Regions from separate parts of the Homo sapiens genome. Here region 2 is linked to region 1. A link is a contact called in ENCODE Hi-C or POLR2A ChIA-PET data. All regions are on one chromosome and are shown on one strand. The core of a region is the stretch at or near the end of the contact, and the rest is flanking DNA. Distances in the headings are between cores, read along the strand shown. Region 1 holds the start of PAK1 (p21 (RAC1) activated kinase 1). Region 2 holds the start of GAB2 (GRB2 associated binding protein 2).

Region 1 (3,188 bases), core at 462-2,961:
ACTTGGAACTCAAGAAATTAGATACACAAATGCAGTTACTTCCATAAAAGGCATAGAAATACTATAGAATTACAGTTTTGTTAAGGCTTAGGGAAACTTTAGAAATATTAGTCAAATGAATATGAATATGAATATGAATGACATTTGAGCTCAGCTTTGTACAATGAATAGGTGTTGGCCAGTCAGCTAAGTAGGGAAGAGCTTGAAGACATGAAGAAATGTGTATTCAAATAACGTTAATATTTCAGTGTGCTTGGAGCAAAAAATAAATGATGTGAGACAAAGCTAGAAAGGCTAGTGTAAGCAGTCAGGTAATAAAGTGCCAAGTTCAGGAGTTTGAACTTTATCCTGAAAGCAATAAAATCCTTTCGGTGTTTAAACGGGAGGACATCATCAGATTTGTGCTTTTATAAGGCTACTCAGGTAACTAGTGAGAAAAATAGATTGAGTTTGAAGAGACTAAAGGTTGCTCCAGTTGTTCAGGTGGTGGTAGTAGAAGACGACACAGGCAAGGACTTGAAAAATATTTAGGAGAAGCTACAAGACTTGGTGTCCAACTTGATATGGATGTTGAGAGAGGAAGAACGGGGAGCTATTAGTATGTCTAGGTTCCTGGCTTAGGGGATTGTTGAATGGGTGGCCCATTCATTGAGAACGGAAAGGAACGTAAGAAGCAATTTTGGGGGGGAAATAATAATAATAGCCAACATTCTAAAGGGCTTGTTACTATTACCATGGTAAAACTGAGGCTTAGGAAGACCTAGTTAAGGTACTACTTATTATTACAGAAAAATTACGGCTTAGAAATGTCAAGGTCCTATCACTAATATTTGAATAGCTAGGATTTCAAGCAAGGCAACCTGATTCCGGACTCTTAGCCTTTCTAATGCTGTCTCAGTTTCGCACATGTTGAATCTGAGGTACGAAGAGTATGCAGGTAATGCTGCTCGGGAGGTATTGGGAAATACACAATCTGAGCTCAGGAGAAAGAAAGCTTTGGGTCGAAAGTACCCTCCACGGTAGGGGAAAAAACGTGAAAGGAAGCCCATTCTTTTCGTATGTCAGTTCACATTAGTTCAAACATCTCCGTTATAATTTCTTTGTCTTCCTCCCACCCCTGCCCCCTCTCCCACAGAAAGAAAACATAATACATGTCTGGCTGTGAGATCACACGACATCGGATAGTTTTCAAATTCAGCCCTTGACAACGAGCTCATAGATGCGGTGGTGCTTTGTTAACCTGAAAAGGACCCTCAGCGCCGGAAGTTAGCCGTCTTTCTCCATCCTGACTACTACAGTAGCCCTCCCAGAAATCGTCCCAAAATTGTCTGATAGAAAGGCTGCACGGAAACAACCCGCCACGGACAGCGGACCGAGAACAGTGACGCGACGCGATGACGTCACGCAGCAAGCGGGTGATTCCCCAGCCTCTGGCGTCACGCGCCGATGACGTAATCCCAGGCGTTCGCCCTCATGCGGGCCAGGGTTTGGCCTCGCTCCCACGGGTCGGTCAGGCCCTCCCCGCCCCCTCTCACCTGCGGGAGGCGGGGCGGGCACGGCTCCACCGGAGCCGCAGCCGCCGCCGCCGCGCCGGGGAGGGGGAGTGGGGGAGGGGGAGGGGGAGAAGGGGAAAGGGCAGAGGGGAGGAGGAGGCGGGAGGAGGAGGAGTAGGGGAGCCAGTGAACTAGGCGGTCAGGCCTGCCGGGCGGCGTACAATAGCGCGGCTGTGGGCGGGGGAGGCTGCCCTCCCGCGGCTGCAGCCGGAGCCGAAGGTGGTGGCTGCACAGTAGACGCCCCCTCACGGCTTCCCCCACACGCTCCCGCCCCCTCGCTCGCCCATCGCGCTTCCCTCACAGGCTCTGCAGTCCTCCCCCACAGACGCCTTCCCCCTTGGACTCTCATTCCCTTTTCCACGGAGCCCCGCGCTTTCGTGAGCCCCCTCGAGGAACCTGGTCTCCGCATCCAGTTACCACCTCCTGCCTCAGAGGCCATCTGAGCCCTTCGCACCTCGCCCCTCAGTCCCCCCTTCCCCCCCCGCCCGCGTCGCCTCGCTCCCTCCCGCCCCCCCATCATCCCTTCCCTCGCAGTTCCCCTGTCCTGAGGGGAGCCCCGCCACGGGCAGCGCGGCGGCGGCGGCAGGAGGGAGAAAGTGAAGCGGTAGCTCGCGCACACTCGCGCCCTCACTCCCGGCTAGGCGGCACCCACCGCCGGGAGGAGGAGGAGGAGCCGAGAGGAGCTGAGCGAGCGCGGAAGGTGAGAGCGGGCCTACCGCCCAGTACCCCTCGCGTCCCGGGCTGCCAGGGCTGGGGCGCGGGGGTGGGGACGGGTGGAGTGGGGGTCTGGGCCCATTTATTTCGCGTTGCGGGGCCGGGCGCCTGGGCGGGAGGAGGCGCCAGGTAAGGTGAGGCGGGCGGCGCCCCGCGAGGCCCGCTCCCGTCGGGCCAACAAAGGCCCCCTGTGCGCGTACCGGCGGGGTCGCGGGTCTCAGACGCCGGGCGATTCGAGAGACCTGGGAGAGGGAAGGGGCGGGGCGGGGCCAGGCCAGGCTGGAGCCGGGAGGCCACACGAGTACCGGTCCGGGACCGAGTCCGTCCCGAACTTCGCAGTCCTGCGGCGCTCACCCTGTCCCGCTACGAGGAGGCACAGCAAAGCGGCGCCCAGTTCCTTCTGCATGGAATAAATGACCCCTTCCAGGCTTGGACAGTCACCTTTAGGGTTCTACTCCCTGAAAAATAAGGGCTGGTAGGACTTGACTTACGCAGCCCCTCCCCCACCCCGGAATATTCTGTAACTTGGGAAGTGAAAAACAACCGGGGAAGGAGATTTATAGTTATTTTATGTTCATTATTACGTTTGAAAAGACATGATTGTTGTAGCCTTCGCTATCCTATTTCAGCAGTACACATTACTGGGAGTGTTTTGGAAGAATACTTGAGAAGTAGTGGGTGTGGCGTTGTGAGCAACGTCCTTGGTTTTTAAACCCCTTGGATAATTGTTCTACTGTTACAAAAACTGTGAACAGTGAAGGGAAGGGTTAGTTCCGTGGTTACTAATAAAAATTCAGATTCATTAGTCTTGACTTTAAGAATTGTTCCTGAGAACAATCTTTAATTTTGCCTCCTACATTTTTGGGTTCTCTTTCAACTCTGTCAGGAGAAAGTAGGAATTATCAGTACAGATACCTCATC
Region 2 (3,431 bases), core at 800-3,299, 940 kb before region 1:
ATGGGGGTGTTCAGAGAACCCTTCCCAAAGTCGATACCTGGTGACTGTTGTATTCATATTTCAAGGTCCCTCCTGCCATTGGCCAAACAAGAAACATCAAACTTTTCCATTTCCACATGAAATTGTAAATAACACCATCTTTTCCTAAGCAAACAAAATAAGACTTTAAGGAATTTCTGGCAGAATATGACCTAACCCCCACTAACTCTTGCTAAACAGTCTTCCAGTCTGTGTATTGAATCATGTAACTATCAAAGGATACGTAAGACTACTCTTCTGGGGGAAGATAGGGCATACGTATGCCTGACTTGCATCACAAACCTCAGCTGCAGCCAAACCATGCAGATTTCTCCGACTCTGCAATCTCTGGGACTTGGCACCATGACTCAGATGTGAATGAAGTCAGGATAGTTTTATTTTGGTTGGAAGTCACCGCCTCCTGATTGATTTGGCAGACGTTAAGTGTTGTTTGTCTTACAGGGATTTAAGGTACTTAAAGCCAGAAGTTAAAATGGCCATCATTCTGGTGGTGGCCCTTCATACGTGACTTAAGGATCCCTAAATTGTAAGGTTAAGGGAGCTGTGGTCCCAGCCTACCAGTTCTGGCTTTACTTCCCATCCAGCAGCACACTGGATATTGAAGAAAGTCAGTGAAATGTTAGATCCAGGGGACTGACCGCTAAAACTCCCAGGGTATCTAGAAGAGCTAAGTACGTGGTAGGGGATTCGCTTTTCCAAATTGAGGAGGGTGAACTTCCCCCAACCCAATCAAGATCTTTTGGACCAAATGATGTCCAACTGCTTGAAACAACTCAGCTGCACAGAGACAGAAATAAACAAAACAGCTTTAGTCTGAGGTTGTGTGGGGCACTGCAAGATGCTGCTTCTCCAATTCATCTGTCCACACAGCACGGTTCCCCATTGAATAAACAGGTTACTATCCACTTATCAGAGAAGTTAGGGAGGACCTGCCTTTTAATGCTGCTTAGAGAGACACTTTGTGATGAGAAAAGAGCTCGTACAAAAGATTTTTTTCTCCCCCCTCCCGCTGAAGTGCTGGGGTTGTGTGCTTCCACGTACATCTGGGATACCATTATATTTACAAACAGAGGTCTCATAGCCTGTGTCAATGAGCGGGAACGTTGGGGAATTTGGACCCCAATTTCTTGTTCTTCTGCACTTGACCTTGCCTTCCAATTCGTTATGAAATACATTGACTAGTTTTGCTTCTTCCATTCTACAAATCATGCGAATTTTCTATACTAAACTGTGTTTTCCCAGAGGCAGTGTAGGAGGGAGTCAGCTGGACTTGGTTTCCAGGCAATGAGAGGCTCCCAGGTCGATCCCATTAAGGCAATGCCCTCATTTTGAATAGCAGATGACCGGGACCCCTCCTCCCCCACACACCTGAATTGGAAAATTGGCTCGGCTTTGTACAAGCCCTTGCCCTTAGGCTGTCCATAAAATAGGAACAATACTGAAGACAATCCTGTAAGCTACAAAAGCAAAGGCTCCGGCGCGTAGTAGGTCCGTCTCCTCCTCCCGCCGAGGGACGCCAGAGTTAAGGAGCTTCTTGCTGGGAAGGGGTCCCTCCTTTCAGCCGGAACCTGACCCGCAGAATGTATCGGAAATGTGAGCAGCCCTAGTATCCCTTCCCCGTCGACGCTCGGTGAAAAATCGATCGACGACCGAGGGCGCGCAGTCCCTTCCCCTCACACCCGCCAGCGCCAGGGGCGCGGTCGCCTCCCTGGCCTCCGCGCCCGCGGCTTGGGGCCTCAGGAGAAAGCGAGACTCCGGGGCGCGCCGGCGGCGGTGGCTTTCTGTATCCTCGCGGGTCCCTAGCCCCGCGTCCGCGTGCGCGGCGGCCTCGGGGGCGCGGCGGGAGCGGGCGTGGCGAGCGAGCCGGCCTTCCTGCTGCAGCTGCTCCCCCGGCGGCCGGGCGGAGAGTGCGGATTGCGCGCGCTCGGGGCGGGGGAGCGGGCGCGCGCGAGGCTGCCGGGCTCGCGCCGCGCCGCGCCGCCTAGTCCCCGCCGGGCCGCCCGCCCCGCCCCTGGCCTCCCGCGAGCTGCGCACCGCCGGCCGCTGCCCCAGCTGCCCGAGCCCGCGCCCTCGTCCGCGCGACCCGGCGGGGGGCTCCAGGCCGGCAGCATGAGCGGCGGCGGCGACGTGGTGTGCACCGGCTGGCTGAGGAAATCGCCTCCCGAGAAGAAGTTGAGGCGCTATGTGAGTGCGGGCGCGGCCGCCCAGGGGCGGGCGGGGGGCGCTCCGGGGCCTGCGGAGGGGCGGGGGACTCCCGGAGGGGCGGCAGGCTGGGGAGCTCGGGCCCGGAGCCGCGGGGGGCCGGGGGCGAGGAGCGGCCGGGGGCGTGTGGGGCACCTGCACACCTGTCACAGGTGGGCCGCCGAGGGGCGGGGCGGGCGGCAGGTTGAGGCTGCGGCTCCTGCTCCGCCAGGCGGGTGCGGCTGCGGCGCCTCCCAAGCCGGTCTGCTCGTGAACTAAATACAGTGTCGAAGTTTTGTATTGATGGCTTCTGGAGACCGAGAGAGTTGACTCTCGGGGCTGGGGCTCCGCGGCAGCCCCGAGCAGCTTCAGCCCGCAGGGTCGGGGAGAGGGCGGGAAAGGGGGGCGTAGGCTGTGGGGCCGCGCGGACGGCCCCACAAAGGGCGAGCGCCTCACGCCCTCTCCTTCCCTTTCTCCGCCTGCCCCTCCCGGCCGCCGGCCTCCCTCCGTCCGCGGCTGCATCACCGGCAGCGTCAGCGGCATGTGCAGCCCTTGTATTAAGTGACTCATTTGTTTGTCCCCCTTCTTTCCCTTTATTCCGTTCGTCTCTCACAGGCGCCTCCCCCCGACCCCGGTGTGACACTGCAGTTTGGTCCCCGTGGCTGGCCCGGGTTTGGGACCGGGCAGCTCCCGGGTGTCTGGGGTCGGGAGAGATCGAGGCTCTCCGCGGCCAGGTGTTGCCAACCGACAGTGTTTACTGAGATCGCTGGAACAGCCTTTTCCCTCTAGGTGGGGAACTGGCAGCCTGGGGGAGGTGGAACAGCGTGGCGCTGAGCCGTGGAGTTCTGGCTTTTTTTTTTTTTTTTTTTAACCCCTCTCCCCAGAGGATGCCTTGCCTGGTGAGGTCAAAGTACAAGATGGTGCCAGTTACTGAGATTTGGCCGAAATGGTCTTGGGGTAGTCGCGGGAGTTTGGAAGTGGGGGTAAGGTTGCTGGAAGGTTTCAAGGTCTCTCATCTGCTCCCTCTCCGTTTCCCATGAAATGCCCTTGTTTAACGGGCTGTGGTGCCGAACTCCGGGATCACTCCCACAGCCTGGAAGGGAGCCGTTGCCTCCAGCTGCAGTGCATCAAGGGAGCTCGGAATAGACCCTGCCCTCTGTCAGCTGCACCAGTGGCTGTCCATGGGGGGAGAGGCAGAAGCCTACCAGAAT

Evidence for each region. A loop is a pair of places that touch in the nucleus more often than their neighbours do. ChIA-PET counts read pairs that join two places held with the same protein, here RNA polymerase II (POLR2A). Pooled maps may share reads with other maps.
Region 2: a loop to region 1 is called in a pooled map, with 9 times the contacts of the local background. The contact joins the promoter of GAB2 here to the promoter of PAK1 in region 1. A Hi-C loop is called at or near these places in 1 of 37 single-sample maps with no recorded cell type and 7 of 50 pooled maps. POLR2A ChIA-PET finds 5 or more read pairs at or near these places in 1 of 52 experiments (activated CD4-positive, alpha-beta T cell).

What each region holds. Positions count from the first base shown.
Region 1 is chr11:77,472,617-77,475,804 of GRCh38, reverse strand. It overlaps PAK1 (p21 (RAC1) activated kinase 1), which reads left to right and starts at 1,711. Exons shown (of 15, transcript NM_002576.5): 1 at 1,711-2,253. RefSeq lists silencers at 1,477-1,836, 2,067-2,116, 2,137-2,446 and an enhancer at 1,687-2,603.
Region 2 is chr11:78,416,438-78,419,868 of GRCh38, reverse strand. GAB2 (GRB2 associated binding protein 2) reads left to right here and starts at 2,049. Exons shown (of 10, transcript NM_080491.3): 1 at 2,049-2,223. The coding sequence starts at 2,149. RefSeq lists silencers at 1,660-2,279, 2,390-2,489, 2,560-2,689, 3,152-3,431 and an enhancer at 2,309-3,063.